Regions from separate parts of the Mus musculus genome. Here region 2 is linked to region 1. A link is a contact called in ENCODE POLR2A ChIA-PET data. All regions are on one chromosome and are shown on one strand. Each heading gives the region's core, a stretch centred on a gene start or an enhancer-like site at or near the end of the contact. The rest is flanking DNA. Distances are from core to core; before and after follow the strand shown.

Region 1 (4,098 bases), core at 152-2,651:
AGCTAACTTATCTAGAATGCTCTTAACAAGCACCCTTTCCCTACCCTTAGCTACAAAAACCCCAGTCTAAAGCGAGTGGCCTATTGTCTTGAACTAACTGTGGTCATTGAGTGACTAGATCCTGTGCCCTGATCATCAAATGGCCAGAATTTAACAGCCACGTCTCTGGAACAAGCCTGCTTTAGTTGTTTGAGGTTGACTAAGTCATTTTTTTTCCCTACAAACGTAATTCTTATTCATCCTTACATCTGGGGTGAGCAACAGGGGAACTCGAGTGTATTGTGGATATGCCAGGGGTGAGCTGAATATACGTATATGGTTGTCCTGGATATTCTCAATGTGTAAACCCGGTGTGCCAAGGGTATATCGAAAAAATGAGAGATAGGTGTATCAAGGGCGTACTCGGGGTGAGCAGCGGGTATGCCAAGGGTGTGCTCAGGATGAGCCATAGGTATGCCATGCATGTCAGCTTTAGTGAAATATGGTTGTGTAGTTCGTATGCCACCATAGTGTACTCTGGGTAATCCACAGGTGGACCCCGGGTCACAGAAGGTGTGATATGGTTGTATACAGGGGCGTATCCCAGTGTGTGCCTCAGGTATATCACTGGAATACAGAGACGAGCTTCGGGACAGCCGCCGGGATACCCGAAGTGCCCCCACGCCCAACCGGAAGACACCCCCCCCACCCCTCGCTCTCCAACTCCGGCGCAGAAATCCGGGCTAGTGGGCTTAAGCCACCAGGTTCCGGAATAACAAGGTGACAATCAGAGGAGTTGCAGAGCCAGCCCAGACAGCCTCTCATCGTGACAGCATGAGACCACACTGTCCCTGCGATCGCGTAGCCCCGCCCGCCTCACCTGGCCGCACGGCCGCCATTTTGCCGCTGGGTCCGCCACAATCCCAGCAGCCTCTTGGCCGCACCCTCCCGCCATCTTCGCTCCTCCCGCCGCGCGGTGCAGCGAGCGTCCGACAGCGGCCGAGGCCCGATTCTCCCGTCCGGCAATACTCGGGAGCTTTCGGATAGAAGGAGGCGGGCACTGAGGCTCCGGAGAACTCGGCTCGGAGGTATTCGGCGGAGTTCGGCGAGGCCTCGTGTGGGTTCGGCTTTCGCCGCCCCGAGAGGGGGTTGGAGAAATCCCGTGGCGCCAGGGTCTGTCTGCGAACCCAGACTTCGTTGGAAGCAGGGGAGAAACTGCCCAGAGCCGGCCAGCTCTATCGGTCGGTGACCACAGTCAGATCCGCTTCTTAGACAGCGAGCAAGAAACGCTCGTAAGCTTTCGGGAAGCTTCGGGACCATTCGTATTATCTAGATTCTGCGCTTCGGGAAACTTCGGAGCTGCTCGGTTCTACACTCGGGCCATCAGCTCGGCTCTGCGGGCAGCTTCGGCTCGGTTCGGCGGGCGTCAGACTGCCTCTTCGGTCGCTGCTCGGGCGGTGGCTTCGGGCGGCCTCGGCCCAACTCGGGCGGCCTCTTCGGGCCCCGCTTCGGGCTCGGTGCCTGGCGCTTCGGGCGGTCCCGGACAGCGCCTTCGGGCGGACTCGGTGGAGTCCGTATGGAGGACTCGGACTCGGCGGCAAAACAGCTGGGCCTGGCCGAGGCGGCAGCTGTGGCGGCCGCTGCCGCGGTGGCGGCGGCCGCCGCGGCCGCAGCGGAAAGCGAGGCGGAGGAGCCGGTGTTAAGCAGAGACGAGGACTCGGAGGAGGACGCAGACTCCGAGGCGGAGCGCGAGACGCGGCGGGTCACCGCTGTGGCGGTGATGGCGGCCGAATCTGGGCACATGGATATGGGTACCGAGGCTCTGCCCAGCCCCGATGAGGCCGCCGCCGCCGCCGCCGCCTTCGCAGGCAAGTGCGCCCGCCGGCCTCGCGCCTCACCGGGTTCCCGCGTGCAAGCTCTGAACACATGCACCAGGCACAGGCCACTTTCCATATGCTTTGTGCATCTGTCATGCACATCTGTCTTCCAGGGAAGGCTCTCTTCCACCTGTCCTGCACACCTGCCCAGCACCTGCCCTGCCAGTGCACCTCACAGTGACCTGCACGCCTGCCCTGCCTCTGTCCATGCCCCTGCACCTGACACCTGCCCCCCATACATGCTCTGTACCACCTGTGCACTTCACACCTGCCCGTGCACTCACAATGCCCTGAACACCTACTCTGCACCTGCCCATGCATCTCACAATGACTTGCACCCTTGCTCTTTCCCTGCCCTGCATCTCACAGTGCCCTGCATGCCCATCTTGCACACACACATGCACACGCACAGCACACTCTCACTCCTCTAGCCTTGCTCTGCACTGTATACAGACGTGTCTCCCTTGTGTGAGTGTGCCTCTCTGTTCTTTGTCTGTTTTACCCTTTGGAACTTTCTCAGTACCTACCACCTGCCTTGTCCTCTCCTGCTGCTTCCTGGGAGCTGAGAGCACAGATGGGTCACATGTGAGTTCTGTTCTAGAGGTGCCCCAGGTATGGTCAGCAGCATTACTGCTGGTAGACCTGTCTGTCTCAAAGGCCAGTTCAAGTGTGACATGAGAGGGGCAAGAGAGTCATCCAAGGCAGGCAACCTTGCAAAGGTAACGATGCAGAAACCAGCCTTGCTTTATATTGTGACATGAGCTGCTCCGTGCTGTATCTCCTAGTCTTCCTATGCAGATATCCCCTCCTTCTCCATCACTTAGTTTTCCATTTTTCTCCTTCTGTTTTCTCACACAAAGAGCACCCGATTCTCATGTTTTATGACAAATGGAGCCTTGAGCTGAGCTGTATCACCCTGTACAGGTGATACCACACCAAACTGCCTCCTACAATCCCACCACACACCCCACCCTTTGACCTTCCTGAGTGTTGAACTCCCTACCAATTGGAGCTCTTATATGTTTTATGCTTGTACATGCGAATCCTTGGAAGACCATCATTTTGCCATGCGTCTTGTTTCGTTCTTTCCAGTGTGAAGCTGCAGGCTTGGCATTGGGCTTTTATTCAGGGCACATCAGAGCTGAAGCTTAACTCTGGGTGGGTGTTCAGACCGTTGGCACTGGAACGCAGTGGTGGAGAACCCTTGCTTCCGCGTGTTTTCTGCTGTACCTACCTACCTGAAGCCTAGATCCAGTCACAGGAGTGAGGGAAGCTTCCTAGAGCTTTAAAAAAAAAGATATATATATATATTTTTATGTGTATATATGTGATTGCAGGTGCCTGCAATTCCTCTTGGAGCTAGAGTTACACATGGTTGTGAGGACCTCACATAGGTTCTTGGGTCCTCTGAAAGAACAGCATGCTCAAAATTTCTGAGCCATCCGGATCTCTTCCCAGAGTTGTTGTTCTTCTTTTTCTAAAGTTAATTTATTTAATGTGTGTGGCTGCTTTGCCTGCATGTATCTCTATGTTTGCTTGATCCCCTTGGAGTCAGAAAAAGGCTTCGGTTCCTTTGGAACTGGAGTTATAGGGAGTTGTAAGCCACTTATGTGGGTGCTGGGAATTGAATCTAGGATCTTTGGAAGAGCAGACAGTGCTCTTAACTGCTGAGCCATCTCTGGTCCCTTTCCTGGAGCTTCTTTCTCTTTCTTTCTTTCTCTCTTTCTCTCTTTCTCTCTTTCTCTCTTTCTCTCTTTCTCTCTTTCTCTCTCTCTCTCTCTCTCTCTCTCTCTCTCTCTTTCTTTCTTTCTTTCTTTCTCTCTTTCCTTCTTTCTTTCAAGACAGAGTCTCTCTGTGTAACCCTGGTTATCCTGGAACTCCCTCTGTAGACCAGGCTGGGCTAGAACTCAGATCTGCCTGCCTCTGCCTCCTGAGTTCTGGGATTAAAGACATATGCCTTTGTTGTCTGGCTTTTCCTGGAGTTTTTAATGCTCCATTTTCATCCATGGATTCTGGGTTGATATTGGGATTTGGGGTCAAGGAATTTTTATCCTTTTTTGCGTATATTTTTCTAAGTTCAGGAAAGAAGTATGATTTTGTCTGTGGTGACAATAGAATTGCATCTATGGTGGGTGTGTATATGTGTATATATGTATGTATTAGAGTTTTAGTTGTATATTTATATATCAGAAGATTTCTAATTTCTTCTTGTAAGTTTTTGAAGTCTGATAATATCCAGGTA
Region 2 (4,538 bases), core at 128-2,627, 120 kb before region 1:
ATTTTTAGCATCCCCAGTCCCTCCTCAAAGGAAAGGTTTTCACACATCCTCGTAGAAACCATAAAGTGACCCCATTGCCAGTTTCTGAGGGTGTTCTGAAGCGCTGCAGGCACAAGCCTAAAATGAAAAGGCCTTGCACAACTCTGGCAGTGTTTCTAGGATGCTCTGGTCCACAAGCGAAGCCTGGCAGATCACTGGCTGACCAGCAGGTATTAGGATGGACCACAAACAGGCCAACTTCCCAGGAACTCACCCTGAGCGATGACATCCTCAATGTTCTTTCCATTCAGCTCACTGATGACCTGGGGTAGACAACCACAGCTAGCAGTCAGCAATGCAAGGCACGGGGAAGGTCTCCTGAGATACTGGACCTGCTCTCAACTCCCAGGAACTACCTATGAGATAGTGCTGGGTCTTCTCAACAATGATTTTGGCAAAGGAAGTTTTAGATACTAAAATTCTACCGTTCTGTGAAGTTTAGGTTCTATGTACAACCTAGGTGGGTGGAGTGGGAACCCTTTCTAGAAGAATCTTAAGGGGCGATGAGATAGCTCCACTGCTAAAGACTTGGACTCTAACATATCCTAGAGTCCCAGCACTATAGGTCCAAGGAGACACAGATGCCTCTGTTGGCATCTACACACATACATCCTTTACTGCAAAGCTAGTTTAAAAAAAAAAAAGTTAGAAAACTGGTTTACACAGTGAGTTCCAGGTTAGCCAGAGCTACACGGTGAGGCCTTGTCTCAAAAAATAAGATCACACAACATGAGTTGTATTAAACTTCTATAAAAGCACGATTATCACGACTGACTTCTTCGATTGCACAAGGACTAAAGAGAAAACTATGACTAAGATGGGTGTAGGCCTCCTCCATCCATCCTTTTCAACAGGTTATCTACAATTTTTCTTAAAAGTAAAATCCGGACATAATAGGATAAGGACCGCCGCTGGTAGACATTTGGATCCAGCGGGTCCAAGCAAGCAGCATGCTACCTTGTTGAGCCGATCATCGTCCGCTTCGATGCCCACGCTGTCTAGTATTTTCTTGATGTCTTTGGCGCTAGGAGAGGAGTTGCCCCCGAGGGCGGCCAGCAGGTAAGAGGCGACGTAGCGCATGCTAAATGGGGCAGGGAGTGGGTACAGTGGTGAGGTTATCCGAGAGGCCTTCTGCTTCCCCCTCCATTTTAAGCAGCAAGTGAGGCCACGTGAGGCGCCAGGCCTCCGGTCACAGAATGCTGCGCCACCCTCGCCTCCCGGCCGTCATCCAACCCCGCAGTCCCCACCACTGTTCGCGGCCCAGGCGGCCAGGCTACTCACTCGGCTGCGGGGGACAGACCTCACGCGTGCGACCTCGGCGGCGTCCGGCGGCGAAAGGAAGACGCTGACGCAGTGGGCGGGGGTAAACCGCTACCCAGAAGCCCCCGGGACGCGTACGGCGGCGCACGGGGACGCCTCCCATTGACGAAAAGGGTGCACCGGAAGGAAGACATTTCCCTGTCATGTCTTCCCCACAACAAAAACGAGGGATTTTTCAAGTGCCAGGGGCCTCTGCAACATGGACGAGAGTCTCCCGAAATCCATGCGGGCACGGGCGTAGCGTTCAAACCCCTTTAACGCCTCGCGTCCCCAGCATGCTACTCGGCTCCACAGCTCCCAAAATGCAGCGCGAAGGCCCCGCCCTGGTCTTATTAAGGCGAACTACAAATCCCATGACGCTTCACTGTAAGACCTTCATACCGGAAGTGTGCTCCCTTCTAGCTTTTTCTTGTTGCACGTGGGCTGGGTGGGCGGCTATTGGTTCAAACTGTGGTGCTATGGGTCCTTCCTGTTCTTGGGCAACAGAGGTCCTAAGTTGGGCTGGGGCTGATGGCTCCCAAGTTCAGCTGGTTTGGAAAAGTTGGGCGAGCTTTCTGGGTCCTAGTGATTACGGCCATATCTAGAAACATCCTCCTTTTTTTTTTTTCTTTTGAGACAGGTTTCTCTATATACTCTTGGGTATCCTGGACCTCTATGTAGACCAGGTTGGCCAAGAACTCACGAGATCGCCTGCCTCTGCCTCCAGAGTGTTGGGATCAAAAGCTTTTTGACTGGAGAGATGGCTCAGGGGTTAATAGTTTGGACGTTGACTGCTCTTCCAGAGGTCCTGAGTTCAATTCCCAGCACCCACATGTCACAACCATCTGTGATGGGATTTGATTCCCTCTTCTGGTGTGTATCAAGACAGAACACTCATGTAAAACAAATAGGTAAATATTTAAAAGAAAAAAAGTAAACCTTTGCCTCGTTGGGAGAGGGTGTTGCATGCCTTTAATTCCAGTACTTGGGAGGGAATGGCAGGTTTAGGATAGCCAAGGCTACACAGAGAGACCCTGTTTCAAAAAAACTGTCTCTACACTAGGCTCTGGAGACCTCTCTTCCCCTTCTCACTTCCATTCCCTGAGATCCACAGGATCTGCCTCTTTAAAAAAAAAAAAAAAAAAAAAGCTGGGCGTGGTGACACACACCTTTAATCCCAGCACTCACTCTGGAGGCAGAGGCAGGCGGATTTCTGAGTCCAAGGCCAGCCTGGTCTACAAAGTGAGTTCCAGGACAGCCAGGGCTATACAGAGAAACCCTGTCTCAAACAAACAAACAAACAAACAAACAAAAAAAAAACCAAAACAAAACAAAACAAAAAAAAAAATGAGCAGTCGGTGCTCTTAAACTGCTGAGCCATCTCTCCAGCCCCAGGATCTGCCTCTTATGTGCCGGGATTAAAGGTGTGGGCAACCACACCTAGTGATTTGTTTAAAAGATGTGAATGTGTGTGTCCCACCTTGGTTTGCATGTGCACTACATTGTGTGCAGTGCCTTTGGGAGCCAGAAGAAGACATCAGTTCCCCTGGAATTGGAGGTACAGGCAGTTGTGAGATGCCCGTTACTGATGCTGGCCACTGGACCAAATTATTCTGCAAGTGCTCTTAACTGCTGAGCCATTTCTCCACACTTCTATTTTCTTTAATTTTGAGACATTGACCTATCATGTAACTTTGGCTTGTCACAGAAATCCACTTGCCTCTGCTTCCATAGTACTGGTTGGAATTAAAGACACGCACACCATACCTGGCATGATTTTTTTTTTTTTTTTTTTTATACAAGACAGGGTTTCTCTGTGTAGCCCTGGCAGTCCTGGAACTCACTCTGTAGAGCAGGCTGGCCTCGAACTCAGAAATCTACCTGCCTCTACTTCCCAAGTGCTGGGATTAAAGGTGTGCGCCACCACCGCCAGGCGATTTTTTTTTTTTTAAGGTTTATTTATTTATTTTAACACCATTGATCTCTTCAGACACAGCAGAAGGGGACATCGGATCCCATTACAGATGTTTGTGAGCCACCATGTGGTTGCTGGGAATTGAACCTCTGGAAGAACTATCTTAACCTCTGAGCCATCTCTCCAGCCCCTGGCATGATTTTTTATGTTGTGACTTTTCTGTTTGTTTAAAACAGGGCTGCTCTGTGTATCCCTGGCTGTCCTGGAACTTGTTCTATAGACCAGGCTAGCCTCTAACTCAGAGATCCACCTATCTACCTCCACCTCCAGAGTGCTAGGATTAAAGGCATTAGCCACCACCAACTGTCGTGAATTTTACTTATTTTTATTTTTTGGTTTTTCGAGACAGGGTTTCTCTGTGTAGCCCTGGCTGTCCTGGCACTCACTTTGTAGACCAGGCTGGCCTCCAACTCAGAAATTCGCCTGCCTCTGCCTCCCAAGTGCTGGGATTAAAGGTGTGTGCCATCACTGCCCGGCTGTGATTTTTTTTTTTTTAACTGTAAAATAATACCCAAAATAGCTGGAGAGATGGCTCAATGGTGAAGAGCTCATTTGCAGATTAAAGGCAAATACCACCATGCTCATTAATATAAACTTAAGGAATATTCCTAGGATGATTGCTTTTGAGACAGGTCTTGCTGTGCAGCCCGGGGCAGCAGTTCTCCCATCTCAGAAAGGCACTGCACTTGAGGTGAGCACAATTAGACTAAGCCCCTGGGGCTGGTTTTTATAAAGCACCATCTGGCACCTTTATGGAAACAGTGAGAAAGAGGCAGGTGCTAGAATGGAAGCAGAGAGGCCTTGCAGGAAGCTTGCCCATCACTTAGACTGTAGAACAGTCACTTGGTCATTTCCAGTCCACCAGCTCCACTGAGGATTCTGGGTGTTGGCTTCAATATTAATCAACTAAAGGACTTAGGCAAGTTCTTTTTTGGTTTTTCTAGACAGGGTTTCTCTGTATAGCCCTGGTTGTTCTGGAACTCACTTTGTAGACCAGGCTGGCCTCGAACTCCCGAGTGCTGGGATTAAAGAAGTGCCCACCACGCCCAGCAGGCAAGAACTTCTATCTCAAGTTTGTTTGTGTTGAGACCCACCTAAGTCAGGGAGGAAAAGCCAGGCAACTCACTGCCTAGGTAGGGAGTTGGCCCACAGTAATGATCAATGGTTAGCTCCAATAAGCTGGACTTCACTGCAAAGCCTGAGATGGAAGTCCTGGAGACTCTGA

The links. ChIA-PET counts read pairs that join two places held with the same protein, here RNA polymerase II (POLR2A).
Region 2: POLR2A ChIA-PET joins it to region 1 with 18 read pairs in Patski. The contact joins the promoter of Rplp2 here to the promoter of Deaf1 in region 1. POLR2A ChIA-PET finds 5 or more read pairs at or near these places in 2 of 5 experiments (Patski and embryonic stem cell).

The regions. Positions count from the first base shown.
Region 1 is chr7:141,325,028-141,329,125 of GRCm38, reverse strand. Deaf1 (DEAF1, transcription factor) reads left to right here and starts at 1,401. Exons shown (of 12, transcript NM_016874.3): 1 at 1,401-1,847. The coding sequence starts at 1,556. Tmem80 (transmembrane protein 80) reads right to left here and starts at 996. Exons shown (of 6, transcript NM_001141950.1): 1 at 860-996.
Region 2 is chr7:141,444,490-141,449,027 of GRCm38, reverse strand. Rplp2 (ribosomal protein, large P2) reads right to left here and starts at 1,377. Exons shown (of 5, transcript NM_026020.7): 1 at 1,321-1,377; 2 at 997-1,120; 3 at 254-302. The coding sequence starts at 1,119. Snora52 (small nucleolar RNA, H/ACA box 52) reads right to left here and starts at 225; the gene lies at 92-225. It also overlaps a transcript of Pidd1 not described here.